4 separate regions of the Mus musculus genome follow, and all the other regions are linked to region 2. A link is a loop called in an ENCODE intact Hi-C map of the cell type or tissue named here. Cell type or tissue: left cerebral cortex. All regions are shown on one strand. Each heading gives the region's core, and the rest is flanking DNA. Links, peaks and the distances in the headings are about the cores only. Region 1 holds the start of Cmc4 (C-x(9)-C motif containing 4). Region 2 has its middle 90 kb from the start of 4933407K13Rik. Region 3 holds the start of Rab39b (RAB39B, member RAS oncogene family). Region 4 has its middle 45 kb from the start of Gm14707.

What was found. Peaks named below come from ENCODE experiments on the same cell type or tissue, not always from the same donor. Only the 100,000 strongest peaks of a DNase experiment are listed, where the experiment ranks them.
Region 1: a loop joins it to region 2, with 5 times the contacts of the local background. A loop is called at or near these places in 2 of 42 quality-filtered maps.
Region 3: a loop joins it to region 2, with 4 times the contacts of the local background. A loop is called at or near these places in 3 of 42 quality-filtered maps.
Region 4: a loop joins it to region 2, with 11 times the contacts of the local background. A loop is called at or near these places in 11 of 42 quality-filtered maps.

Annotation. Positions count from the first base shown.
Region 1 is chrX:75,415,150-75,418,681 of GRCm38, forward strand. Cmc4 (C-x(9)-C motif containing 4) reads right to left here and starts at 1,435. Exons shown (of 4, transcript NM_001294277.1): 1 at 1,389-1,435; 2 at 866-1,064. Mtcp1 (mature T cell proliferation 1) reads right to left here and starts at 1,435. Exons shown (of 5, transcript NM_001039373.5): 1 at 866-1,435. It overlaps Brcc3 (BRCA1/BRCA2-containing complex, subunit 3), which reads left to right and starts at 1,479. Exons shown (of 10, transcript NM_001358737.1): 1 at 1,479-1,692; 2 at 2,428-2,444; 3 at 3,262-3,316. The coding sequence starts at 1,570. In left cerebral cortex, for the core only: a CTCF peak has its summit at 1,546; a DNase peak (open chromatin) is centred at 1,476; H3K4me3 peaks cover 1,761 bases; H3K27ac peaks cover 920 bases.
Region 2 is chrX:75,672,640-75,676,171 of GRCm38, forward strand. It overlaps the pseudogene LOC115489104. Among named protein-coding and RNA genes, the nearest start is that of 4933407K13Rik, 90 kb to the right of the region's middle. In left cerebral cortex, for the core only: CTCF peaks have their summits at 1,517 (motif pointing right) and 1,724 (motif pointing right); DNase peaks (open chromatin) are centred at 352, 775 and 1,575; H3K4me3 peaks cover 979 bases; H3K27ac peaks cover 518 bases.
Region 3 is chrX:75,576,117-75,579,648 of GRCm38, forward strand. It overlaps Rab39b (RAB39B, member RAS oncogene family), which reads right to left and starts at 2,115. Exons shown (of 2, transcript NM_175122.6): 1 at 1,677-2,115. The coding sequence starts at 1,891. Gm25421 (a small nuclear RNA gene) reads right to left here and starts at 2,855; the gene lies at 2,692-2,855. In left cerebral cortex, for the core only: no CTCF peak of the experiment used is centred there; a DNase peak (open chromatin) is centred at 2,073; H3K4me3 peaks cover 1,684 bases; H3K27ac peaks cover 703 bases.
Region 4 is chrX:76,200,031-76,203,562 of GRCm38, forward strand. No RefSeq gene overlaps it. Among named protein-coding and RNA genes, the nearest start is that of Gm14707, 45 kb to the right of the region's middle. In left cerebral cortex, for the core only: a CTCF peak has its summit at 1,577 (motif pointing left); DNase peaks (open chromatin) are centred at 1,133 and 1,552.

The DNA.
Region 1 (3,532 bases), core at 520-3,019, 260 kb before region 2:
TATTTTTCTTCTTGAAGGTAGCTAAACAAATTGATAAACTAAAAATATCCCTTAAGCAAATATAGTAAGATGAGCAGTCCATGCTGCCCCATCAAGGCAGGACATGTTAGCTATGAACAGTAACTGAAAATAACATATGATATAAAACTGAAACTTAGAGAGAAGATATAGATAGGTCCAATTACACCCCTGCAATTTCTCCAATCTTTATCATTATAAAACTTAAATCATGGAAAGATGTGGACTAAGCATTAGGCAAAAACAGAGGTTGCTAGCATATATATTGTACCACAGTGCTCTGGACTTGGGACAGTATTTGTATGGAGACTTAGGTTGGAACTGACTTGGGAGAAAAGAGCAAAGCATCAACACCTCTTCAAGTAACACCTTCAATATGTTCCCTTTCCAGTACTGCCATATCTGTCTGGCTTCAGAACTACAAAAGGAATTTTTAAAAAAAACAAATTCAAACAAAAGCATATGAGATGTGGAGGCTGTGTGGTATATATTTTGCATTCATTTATAATCAGTACTAAACCCCTTGTGTAATTGGTAAACTTGTAATTTTTTAAGGAAGATTTGTATATTTTCCCCTCAGTTCATTGGCATATTTTAAAATAAAATTAGTTTTATATATAAGTTAACCATGTCTGACACCAAGGAAATGATCAGAGGGAATCTGTAATTTTCTATAATTAGTTACTTGATGTGATACATTCAAACTTGAACAATAAAGTCCCTCCATCCTTCTCTTCCTGTACCAGACAAATATATATCTAAAAGCTTTTGTAAAAAGTAGCAGCAAGCAAACTGGAGTTACTTTTTCAGATACAGTAAAACACTGTTTCTGTCAAAGGCTACTCACATGAATAAAATGTTTCTTGGACTAATTATTCCGCCTCCAGCACAGCTAGGCTAAAACTTCCAGGTCCCCCACCCCGGGACACTCAAGCAGGGTTCGCGTTGTGAGCCTAGGACGAACCAAGGGGCATCCCGAGCCGAGGTCACTAGAACTGAAGGTAGGAGGTGCAGGCCAGCAGCCGGAAGTGGTCCAAGGGCTGTGACTTGGAAATAAAAGAAAATAAAATAAAACCTTAACTGTTTTAGGACCGACTTTCAAAAGAGGCCCTTTATTCGCAGCGATGTCGCCTCAAAGTGCTGTCCGTGACGCATGTAGGCCGCGCCGGGCTCTCATCAGCGGGCGGGCAAAATGGGCGCCAGCACTATGAAGGCGTCTGCCCTGGCGGCCTGGAGCTACTCACAGCCTACGTCCGCCCCGGCGGGGGAACACCGCCTCCCTGCTGCCCAGCTAGCTGCCCAGCCTGACGCGTAGACCTCTTTCGCCAGCCACCACCCAACGTCCCAATGCTTTGCTAGCCGAGACCAACCCGCTCTTCTCCCAGGTGCTGCTAGGCGGGCACCGCCTCTGAGCCCCAGGCTCCGCCCCTGTGGAACCCGCGCTGTTCTTCCAGGGCTGGGCGGAGCCTCAAGCTAAGGGCTGGTCGCTGCGTCTGAGCGCCGGGTTGGACGAGCCGCTGTGCGCCCTTGGCGGACGTGAGCGGAAAGAAGATGGCGGTGCAGGTGGTGCAAGCTGTGCAGGCGGTTCATCTTGAGTCTGACGCTTTCCTAGTTTGTCTCAACCATGCTCTGAGCACAGAAAAGGAGGAAGTGATGGGTCTGTGTATAGGGGAGGTAAGTTGGCCACCTTGGCTGAAATCTTGCTGATCAATACCCTGTGTTCCTGGAGGCGGCTGGGAGGCCATAGGGATGTGATTTGGATCCTTTGAGGTGTTTTATTTTGTTGTTCGAGACAGGGTTTCTCTGTGTAGCCCCGGCTGTCCTGGAACTCACGCTGTAGACCAGGCTGGCCTCGAACTCAGAAATCCGCCTGCCTCTGCCTCCCGAGTGCTGGGATTCCGGCTTCCTTTGAGTTTTTAATGCTGTCGCGGGGTACTTTTCTTCTGGCGCTCTGATCCATGCTTATGTTCCTGTAAACCCTCAGCGGTCTGCATGAACTCAGGGGATGGGGGTTATCATACCAGTGATTAAAACTGCAAACCAGGCCAGAAACACATTCTGGCATGAGTTATCCAGATATTAGAAAACCAGTAGCCCAGGTTACAGCCTTGTGTCTTGCCACCAGTTTTTCCTATGTGAAGCAGAGCTAGCTATCACTAAAGCATTTTTAAAGCCCAGCAAAGAACTCAAACAGAAGGGTTTCATGGACTCCAAAGTCTCTTTGTGGTTAAATGTTACAGATATTTGAAAGTAGATGAGGAAGTACAGTGTAGCTTTAAAGTACTCAGAATGAATTCTCCAGTCTTTCATACTGTTGTGTGTGAACATATGGCCTAATTTTCATGTAAATGTGCATCCCTATAACTAACTAAATGTGTCATTAATATTTTCTGCTCTTTCCTACTCTAGTTGAATGATGACATAAGGTAAGACTATATTTGTTTATTTACATATTATAAACTAAACTGATTCTTAGTGAAGAAGTACAGCAACTTTTTAACAGTATTTACATGTTTTATCTTAATATTAACAGTATAGAGATGCCTCACTATAATCTGAGTTCTACCGTGATCCTAAAGATTCATTTTAACCTTATATCATAGCATAATCTTTATGTAAAATATATATGCTCCTATGTGGAAAATCTGGCAGAAGAAACCAACATCATAAGTGAATTTGTAAAAGTTCTTAAACATAGAATTTTGTTGGAGATCCAGAGCCTAACTGATTACTGCATAATAGCTAAATGAATAGAACTTTGTTGACTGGAATAAAGGCAGCTTATTAAAAATGACTATCAATATACTTGACATTTGGTTCTATTACATTCCATTTTCTCGCTTTATTTGTTTTATATCTCTCTTCCCTGAAACACCAGGGATAGGCCACTTACTTTCCTTATGGCAGATAATGCCTACATATTGAGAGGCTTTTCCCTTGTTGACCCATTACCCATCTAAATTATCAGTGGATTTCTGTCCCACCCCTGTGAATCCTACAGATCCTAGTAGCTTAAAAGCTTCAGAGATGGTAAAACCTTTGAGTCTCTATTGTTTAAACTGCAAAGCGTAGCTTATTGTTTATCAAGCCTTCTCCTTAAAACCTGGAATCTACTCTGTTCTTCTTCCTCCCTCTTCTGTTTCAGCTAAGGTTACATTGCAAAAACTGTTTATGTTAGTTTTCCTTGACTCCTTTTTCTATTCTAAACCACAATTACTCTCTTTTCTAATCTATCTCCAATAGGAGTGACTCCAAATTTACATACACTGGAACGGAAATGCGCACAGTCCAAGAAAAGGTATGTATGATAAAATTCTGGATGATCAAAATTTATGATTGGGGAGAAAGTTCAGCAGTCTGTTTGAGGACTTCAGCCAGGATATTAATCCACTTTGTAATTGTGCAGCATAGTTTTTTTCCATACTAAAATCAGATGAAAAATCTCATGAGAATGGGACCTAGTTAGTTTCTGGCTTTTCTCCTGAGTGTTCATTCCCACCTCAGTTTTCCTGCC
Region 2 (3,532 bases), core at 316-2,815:
CAGACAAGCAGGGGGCAAGGGGGACAGATGAGCGGACAAGGAGTCAGAGGGACACACCGGGGGACATGCAGAGAGACAGGGACAGAGACAGATGGACAGGGGCACAGGCAAGGGGACAGGGGGACAAGCAGGCAGGGGGGAGAGACAGAGAGACCCGAGCTGCACAGGCCATGGGCTGGGTGGGAAGGAAGTGAGGACCTGGACGGACAGGGGAACAGACAGAGGAACAGACAGGGGGACAGACAGACCTGAGCTGCACAGGCGAAGAAGAAGTGAGGACCAGGACGGACGGACAGGAGGACAGATAGGCAAGCAGGGTGAGAGACAGGGGACTGACAGACTGACGGACAGACAGACAAACCTGAACTGCACAGGTGGTGGCCAAACACCAGGCAGGCAGGGTGGAAAGGAAGGAAGGAAGGAAGTGAGGACAGGGACAGACAGCCGAGCTGCACAGGCCATGGGCAACTCCAGGCAGGCCAGATCAGAAGCGAGGGAGGGAGATGGGACTGGGACAGGGACAGGGACAGGGACAGAGACAGAGACAGGGACAGATGGGGGAGGCAGGGAGGACGCACTGGCTGGGCCAACACGAACTCAGGCTGGGCCCGGGAAGTGAGGATGGCAAGACAGGGAGACACGGAGAGAGCCCCAGTCCCTGCACTTCTACAGGTACAACGGGAGCAGGGGCGCAGATCTGAGCCGCTGCCCGCCCGCCCGGGGACATCACTAATGCAGCCACACCGCTCGCCTGGAACCCCGGCAGGGACTCGGGTCCAGATTCATCCCCATGAGGCACAGAAGGAAGTAAGTGAGGGCAGGGAGGGACATACAGAGACCCGAGCTGCATGGGCGACGGTAAAGGCCAGTCAGGCCAGGTCACAAGGAAGGAAGAAGGAAGGGAGAACCGGGAGAGACGGAACTGGGATGCAGGCACGGCTCGGGCTTGGTCCCCGGTGAGAAGGGAGAACCAGGATCTGGGGGCTGCAGGACTCTTAGAAGCCTGGATGGGTCTCTCGTTGGCAGACGCCGATGCCAGGCAGCCCCGGGTGGAAGGGAGGAGGAGAGAGACAGAGAGACAGAGAGAGACTCTGTCCCTGCTTCTACAGGTACAAAGGGTACAGAGCCCGCGGATCTGAGCCACCGGCAGCCCAGGGACTCAGCCGGCTCGGCCACACCACTCTGGAACTCTGGCCTGGGTTCAGGGCCCAGATTCGTCCACTTGAGCCAGAGAACCAGGAGTACAGTTGCATTATTTCGCCACAAGGTGGCGCTAGAGATTAGCTCTAGGCCCTGTACACACCACATCTTCCATGAGCACCTGGGCCCGACTTCCTGTCCAAATGGAGGTGCTTCCTGTAGGCTTGCAGTCACACTATGTGGCCACTGGGTAGCGACAGCGGACAGCCCTAGGCCCTACACACACTACATCTCCCATGAGCACCTGGGACTCACTTCCTGTCCAAAATGGAAGCACTTCCTGTTGACTTGCAGTTACACTTTGTGGCCAACGGATGGCGATAGAGAGCGGACCTAGGACAGACACACACTACATCTCCCATGAAGACCTGGGACTCACTTCCTGTCCAATATGGAGGCACTTCCTGTTGGCTTGCAGTTACACTATCTGGCCACCCGGTGGCGATAGAGAGTAGACTTAAGCCCTACATAAACTACATCTCCCATGAGAAGCCGGGGCTCACTTCCTGTCCAAAATGGAAGCACTTCCTGTCTGGCCTGCAGTTGCACTTCATACCCACCAGGTGGCGAGAGAGAACGCCTATAGTCCACACACAAACTACGTCTCCCAAGAGCACTGGGGACGCACTTCCTGTCTGTCACAGGATCTCGGGCATGCTGGGAGCTGTAGTTCCCACGTGGGTAAAAGCACCCACCTATCCGGGTATAACCTCCTGGGAACCGACTGATTTAAAACCCTGTCACCGGGTCGGACCCGCCCACCCAGGCGGCTTACCCTCATCTCAGCCCTAACGCTGTGGGCAGATCTGAGCCCTTGGCCTACGACCAGAGCGGAGCTTTTTATTTTTTATTTTTTTCAAAAAAGCTAAAATCCTTAAAAAACAAAACAAAACAAAACAACTAAATATACATCAAAATCCTGAAACCTCAAGGACAGGTAGGGATACAAAGAGAAACACAGTCACAAAAAACTGAAAAAAAGAAAAGAAAGCAAGAAAGCAAGGAAAAGAAAGAAGGAAAGAAGGAAGGAAGGAAGGAAGGAAGGAAGGAAGGAAGGAAGGAAGGAAGGAAGGAAGGAAGAAAAAGAAAAGTTTTAGGGATATTTTGGCTTCTTGTGGTTTTTTGGGTTTTTTGTTTGTTTGTTTGTTTTTTGTTTTTAGATTTCTATGGGTTTTTTAAAGGGTTCGTAGAGTTTTTAGAAGAGTGTTTTAGAGATTTTTGGTTTTCAGGCTTCTAGTATTTTTAGTGTTTTTTTCATTTTTTTAAAGGATTTTAGTGTATTTTAGGGTTTTGGGGTTTAATTTAGGCTTTATTTTATTTTAACATTTTACTGTATTTCTTAGGGTTGTTGTTGTTGTTCTCGATTTAAAAAAAAAAAGTTTAGGGTTTTATATTTTGGGGTTTAAAATACCTTAAAATTCTAGAAGTAGTCAAGAACTGAAAGAAAATAAAACTTGAGACCTGTGATTCATGTAATTTATGTCAAGTAGCCCAAAGAGCTGTTTGAGCTTTGAAACCTGGGGCTCAGAACATAGCAGAACAGGCCAGGACATGCCTGAGGCTGCTTAGCCATAAAGATAAAGATAAAGATAAACATGTCAGACTGGCCAGGCGCCTCCCTATCTCCCACCCTTCTGACAGTCTGCTGATGTTTAAATGAACCAAACATGTGAAACCGCGCCAATTCCTCCCCCAGCCCCAGCCCCTTTTCTATAAAAACCCCTAGCTTCCAAGCCTAGTGGTCGAATCCACTGTCTCCTGCGTGAGATATGTTTCGACCAAGTGCTCTGCCATTAAACTACCTCGTGTTTTTACATCAAGGCGTTCTGTTCTGTTCGTGATTCTTGGGTGCATGCTGAATTGGGAGTTGAGTGGGGGTTTCCCCATTAGGTTCTTTCAAAACCTTCAAACAACCCTAAAAATAAATCTCAAAAAAAAAAAAAAAAGAAAGAAAAAAAGAAAAGCCTTAAAAAAAAACAAAAGACCTAAAAACACTAAAATCCTTAAAAAAAAAAAACAAAAAAAAAAAAACTAAGAGAACCTAAAACTCTAAAATACCTGAAAATTCTAGAAGAACTCTAAAACCCTCAAAAAAAAAAAAAAACCTAAAAAACCCTAAGATCCTAAAACACACACACACACACACAAACCCAAAACCATTTAAAAAAAAAAAAAAAAAACTTTTACCGAAAAAATCCTTAAAAAAAAAAATCAAAAAACTGAAACACTAAAGGAACCCTAAAGCCTTAAAAAAAAAAAAAACCCAAGCCCCTAAAAACCCCAAAATACTTTAAAAACCCTAAAAATACTCGAAGACGCTGAAAACAAAACA
Region 3 (3,532 bases), core at 634-3,133, 96 kb before region 2:
AGGCCTTACAAATAAGTTCAGGTCTCTAGAACCAGGGATATTAGCCCTGGGAAATGGATATTCATAATTTCTTTATGTTTGAAGATTAATGGGGAATGATAATTGTATTGGAAAATGCTCCAATTTGTGAAAATGTTGATTTGAGAAATCAATGAGCAGTGTATCCAAGCTCTAGAATATATTTATGCATTAGTGGTTTGTATTTAGCACAGAAGATATCAAAGTATTTTAATCATAGTGTAAAGTTATATAGAACTAGACACTGACCCTAAATTAAAAAAAAACATAAAAATACAAATGACATATTGGGGAAATAGCTCACAACATACATGACATAAAAGGGTTAATGTTCTTTTTGTTAGACAGAAGTCCAGGCTGGCCTTCAACTACTTATCGTTCTCTTGCCTCAGCCTTCAGAGGGCTGGAATTATAGGGCTATGCCACCACTGTTGGTGTTGGGATAATCTGTAAAGTAGTCCTACAAATCAATACTATATAATACATAATAAATAGTAAATATGAACAAGCCATTCATACAGAGATCCCAGCAAACATATATAAGAGACCTTTCTTTATTCATGAGAACTTATATAAAGTATTTGCCAGAGCTTTGTACAAGTGGGAAGTTAGAGGCAACTTAATTACCTAACTAGTATCTTCTGCGTCCAACTAATGTTCAGTGGAGAATGAGTCAGTGTTTATGAACTGAGTCCTTTTGCTCTGGTTCCTCCTGTTCTACCTTACTTTAGTTCAAACTGTTCTCTACAAAGTTTTTATTAGTTTGTTTTCTGTCACTTATGTTTTATTTATGCTTTTCCCTATTCTGGGCATTTCCTATCTTTACTTGGGCTTCATCTTCTCCGGTCTCTCCTCTGTATTCATACATGAAATTACAAATAAATACTACAAAGGAAGAGCAAAGGATTGTGAAAGAAAAATAAACATGCTGAATGATTATGTGCCCAGTGGTACAGTAGGGAGTGGCATATAAATACAAACAACAAAACACTCTTTTGTGTGTTGCCTCTGTTTCTGTTTCTTCTGACCATGCTAGTACTGAAGTTCCAAGAAGTCAGGGGCTCTGACTATTTACTTTATATGGAATTCTCTTATGTGAGTAACCTCATACTATTTCTTCAGAAATGATTCCACCCTCTGGCAACTGACTGTATGATGGTTACAAGACAGTCAATTAATCAGTCTCCATTTCCTTTATATTAGGGCATATTCATTCTCTCTGTGTCTCTGTCTCTCCCTCTGTCTTTTCTTCCCCACAAATATAAACGGATATATAGAAAGAAGTCAATATACATCTACCTACCTATAGCTTTCAGTTATGTTAAAATGACTTGGATTTTTTTAAACTATGAATCATAGGGTCTGATTTTGATGAATTATACAGTGATCAATTTCAAGTTATTTATTAGCTACCAAAAGCAGATTGATGGAGTTGTGGTTCAAATAATGTGATAATGAATGGCCTTCTCCTGCCTGGGCGGTTCTTTCCTGCATCGAACTCAAAGGTAGCTCAAAGTGGGCTTGAAAAGCCCCAGACAGACCCTTGTTTGTCACCCTGGCAGCATCGCGAAAAGAACCGGGAAGTCCTCTTTCCCCAGGGACTGAATAAGCCCCAAAGACCCTCCCACTGCTCGCGCGGGCCCGTGGTGCACTCCCACCTGAACCTCTCTTGACCCGCTGTATCCCAGATCTGGAGCTTGATGCGTTTTCCTGGCTCGATCTCCACCAAACGGGAGAAAAAATCTACCCCCACGGTGGGATCTGAAACCTGAGCAAAGCGGCCCTCGGTGAAGCGGCGGATCAGGCAGGACTTGCCCACCGTGGAATCGCCGATGACAATGAGCCGGAACTGGTACAGCCAGATGGCCTCCATGGCAGTGGCCTGGCAGGACTCTTCGGCCCGGGCCTGGGGAGGCGGGAGGGGGCGCCCCACCAAGGCCTTAGCACAGATCAACCCGTTTCTAGATCGGCCGCGAGAACATCACTGGCCTGGTAGCCTGAAGCAAGGTAGGCCCAGGCGCTGGGGGAACGAAGGGATGGATGCTGCGCTCGCAAAGGTGATGAAATGGCAGCAGCATCAGCACCACGCACTCTGACTCATCACTGAAAACCGAGTTACTGTAATTCTCTGCGTAGACGCGGCAGTAGTTTCACCACACTGTCTGTTAGAGGAGCGCACACAAAAACGGACAGGAGAGTAATGTGTTCTGTTTTTAATTATACCGACCACTCTCCTATTAATATAAAAATTATTATAAAAATTAATATAAAAATCTCTCTGCCGTTACAATTGCAAATCTAATTAATTTTTATTAAATCTAGAAAAATACATAAAAGTAAACAAAAGTCGAATAATTGTCTTCTCCGGGTTTCCATGCTCAAACATGCAAATATTATTATTCAGGCATATGCATGTGCATTTATTGCTATTTATTTTTTAAAAGACACAAAATTTAATCCTATACTTTTTGTGCAAATAACAAAGTGTCATATACGTCTCTCCATTTCCAACACATTTTTAAAAGAACATTCACACTGTTTTCCCTAATAGCTGTCCTAATTTATTTATAACCAGTGGTGTGCAAGGGTTCCCTTTGCTCTACACACACACACACACACACACACACACACACACACACTTGTTATCTTTAATCTTGTTCCCCTCTGCTGATTAGAAGAGCACAAAATCAGTCTCCTCATTACCATAAAATATGCAATAAAGTTTCCCAGCAGTAGGAGAAATCCCAGGGAGTCAGCACATTTTGAGTGCAATGTATAAACCTTGCTATGGGTAATCCGCTTTCATGATCATGGCATATCTTGTGCTAGGTAAGTATCTCTTTTGTCTTTTTGATAATTGTCCTTCATATCTTGGTGAGATGATATTCTACTGTGATTTGCACTTTCTTTATGATTAGTGATATTGAATATTTTTAAGATTTCTTTTCATGATTATTTGCATATATTCTGAGAAATATGTTTAGATTTAATGCTTATTTTTATTGGATATGTTCTTTATTTACATTTAAAATGTTTTACCCTTTCTCGGTTTCCCCTCCAGAACCCCCCATCCCATTCTCCCTCCCACTGTTCTATGAGGGTGCTCCCACACCCAACCACCCACTCCCACTTCCTGGTCCTGGCATTCCCCTACACTGGGGCATCAAGCCTTCACAAGACCAAAGGCCTCTCCTCCCATTGATGTCCCACAAGGCCATCCTCTGCTACATATGCAGCTGGAGCCATGAGTCGCTCCATGTGTACTCTTTGGTTGGTGGTTTAGTCTCTGGGAGCTCTGGGGGTTCTGGTTGGTTGATATTGTTGTTTTTCCTATGGGGTTGCTAACCCCTTCAACCCCTTCAGTCCTTTCTCTAACTCCTCCATTTGGGACCCTGTGCTCAGTTCAATGGTTGGCTGTGAGCATAGATCTCTGTATTTGTCAGGCTCTGTATCAGACTCCTGTCAGCAAGTACTTCTTGGCATCCACAATAGTATCTGTGTTTGGTGACTGTAT
Region 4 (3,532 bases), core at 389-2,888, 530 kb after region 2:
TAAAATTGAGATTTTTTTTCTCATTAGATTAATATTCCCACTGTGCATAATTGGGGATTTAGTATTTAGGTTTGAAACTGCCAGTTATATAATAATCTACTTTACATTTGATAGTTTTGTATTTAAATTTTCTATTCATCATCTTATGGTTGTGTTTATGCAATTTTTACTTAATAAAGTTTAAAGTTATTTAAACACTTCACAAGATCTGGTGCCTCCTGTTTCTTTTATGGCAGAGTAATAAAGCCTGGTTTGTGAGGTGACCTGAGAAGCAGGTGTTGAGGGTGTGACTCACCAGCTTCAGCCTTAGAAACATTGTGCTCACCAGTGATTGTTATTGTGTTCTGGGTCTCTGCAGTGGAGTTGGAATGTTCCAGAGAGCATCCACTCCTTTATTGTGGGTTGTAGAGGGAGAATATATGTGCAGCTCAGTTGAGCTGTGTCCAGCTGTAGAGTGTGTACTTGGGGCCACTTGTTATTGAAGCTACTCTGCATTACTCTAAATGGGAATTCAGGCAGGTCCACTACTGACACCTACCACAGACTGAGAATGACACTGGAAAAGAAAACAGTATCTTCATAGTTTGGCCCAGATTTTGGGAGAAAAAATATCTCAATTCTCTTTTGTCTCTAGCAGCTTGAGGATGTATAGAAAAGACAACACAGAGTTGGGGGAATGGCTCAGTTGGCCAAGTACTTGCCAGTAAGTGTGAGGATCCAAGTTGTACCCAGGGCCCCATTAAGATAAGCCACGATGTGTGGCTGTAAGCCTGAAGAGCTCAGATCCTTTATGGCAGAGTGGTTTTCCATCTTATCTCTTTCCTCCAGCCCAACTCCTGCCTTGGGAGGATGTTTCTTTCCTAATCAGCCATTCTTGCTTTTTCAGCAATTAGAAGTCTGTAATCAATTAATTGAGGACAGAAGATCCTCAAAATCCTCTGGAAGCTCTTCTGAACCTTGCTATCATCCAATATCAGTAGTGTCTATTTTCAAATGCTTAATGTGTATGTGGAGGCTGACAAACATGAAGCTCGGTGGTAGATGGGAGAGCTTACCCATGTATGATGTGTGAGTCCATGCCTTCAGTCATCAGCACCTTTGGTGGGGCACAGAGCTGAAGCTTTAAAATGTTTGTGGATGTTCCACTCCACAGGGAGCAGACAGCTAAGCTCAGTAAGAAGATGAAGTTTCCAACGAGCAGTTGTATTGCAGATGACTCTGTTCCTTCACAGGACGACTCATCATAGTCACGTGGTATGCCATTTGATGGCACTGGCCTTCAGTAAAGGCAATGTAGTCTTTGGAAGAGCAAAGTGGGCCCAGATAAACAATACCGAGGTTCAAAAACAAGTTTTCAAGTACATCTGTTTTTCTTCAGAGCTGGGACTGAATCCAGGACCTCATTGATGGGGAGCAAGCACTCTGCCAACTCACAATATCAGTAACAACAAAAAAACCAGCAACATGCACCGCCCCCAGAATCAATTATTATTATCTTAAAAAGCAGTTCATCTAAATTAGGGCCAGGCTATTTTTTTGGAAGTTGAATGCTGCCATCTGCTGGCTGCCTTGGAGGAGGGCACTCTTTCAGACACAACAAAACCGAAAACCCACACAGCCTCAGAGGTGAAAGCCAGATACAACATAATTTTACCCACAAAAATGATCGCTTCTTTCACAATGTAAGTAAAATATGATTCTTTTAAAAAGTGTAAAATATAGAAAACGTGAATATGGAAAAGTATAAATTTCCTATTACTCCTTAGTCCAACACCTTGGTGATTTTTTTCTTTGCCCATTCCCCTCTTTCATTTTCCCTTTTCTCGTGTGTGTGTGTGTGTGTGTGTGTTGTTTGCTTATTTGTTTATTTTGAATTAGAGCTATGTATATAGCTGAGGCTAACCTTGAAACTGACCTTTCCCTATATCTCTGCTTCAGAGTACTGGGATATCAGGGGGACATTACCACTCCCAGCCACCCAGGCTTTATGTGCACATTGATTCATGTATTGGATTGAAACAGGTTTTCCTTTATCCAAGGCTGCCTTAGACCTTTCTAGTTAGCCTTGAACTTCTGACCCTACTGGTTCAACTTTGAGAATGCTGGGGTTTCAGGGCTGTGCCACCATATCCAGTTTACCCAGGTTTATGCATGTGGGCATCCAAGCAATTTAACTCAAATTTGAATCTCCAAACTTTACCTGTTACTCCCATCTTCAGGTGCAGGCATGAAATCCAGTGGCACAGCATGCTGAGCAAGCACCTTGCCATTGAGCTACAGCCTGTCTCTCTTGTTTCCATCGTACAATATTTGGACTTGTGTTCCAAACTATGTTTTTATACGAGTTGCATTTAACAAACAGTTATTGCAAATTTTCTATATGCTAAGCAATTTATTAGGCAACAGGAATAAAACAATGAAAGGCTGGAGATATGACTCATTTGGCGATGCTAGAGCCCTTTGCCTAGAGGGCACTGGACCCCATATTAGATTTCCAACCATGAAAATCAAAAATAAGGATGCAGGAATGGTTCAATATATGAAAATTTATCAAAGTAACCCACTATATAAACAAACTTAAAAAAAAATCACATAATCATCTTAGTAGATGCTGAAAAGGTACTTCATTTATTAAACCCATCTTTTTTTTTCTAGGTTTTAAGACAAAACCCCTAACTTTTCTTACTGATAATGGTATCACATAGCTGTAAGCACTCAGGATGGAGAGGCAGGAGGATTGTCCCCAAGTTCCTGATCTCATAGCATGTTTGAGGCCCAACTGACACACATAGTGAAAAATGCCTATCAAAGCAAAAACAAACTCCACTGTGCATGTAGAAATGAACAGAAGAGCACTTGACACCTTAGCTCACAACCTCCTGCAACTCCAGCCCGAGGGAACTCAACACTCCCCCATGGCCTCTGTGGCTTCCTGTACCCAGGTTCTCATATCCACATGAACAAACATTAATTCAAAATAAAACAGTTCTTTTTCATAGGAAACAAAAAGATTGAGAGAGAGGGAGGACACAGAGCCCCACACAGACTATAATTTCAACCGTCTCAGGCAGAAATCTTAGTTGCTCATCATATTCATTACAGTGTATCGCCTGAGAGATTAGGGTTGTTTTTTTAAATTAGGTATTTTCTCCATATACATTTCAAATGCTATCCCAAAAGTCCCATAGACCCTCCACCCCATACTGCCCTACCTACCCACTCCCACTTCTTGGCCCTGGCATTCACCTGTACTGAAAAGTTTAAAGTATAAAGTTTGCAAGACCAAGGGGCCTCTCTTCCCAATGATGGCCGACTAGGACACCTTCTGCTACATATGCAGCTAGAGAAACGAGCTCTGGGGGTACTGATTGGTTAATATTGTTAATATTGTTGTTCCACCTATAGGGTTGCAGACCCCTTCAGCTCCTTAGATACTTTCCCTAGCTCCTCCATTGGGGGCCCTGTGTTCCATCCAATAGCTGACTGTGAGAATCCACTTCTGTGTTTGCTAGGCCCCGGCATAGCCTCACAA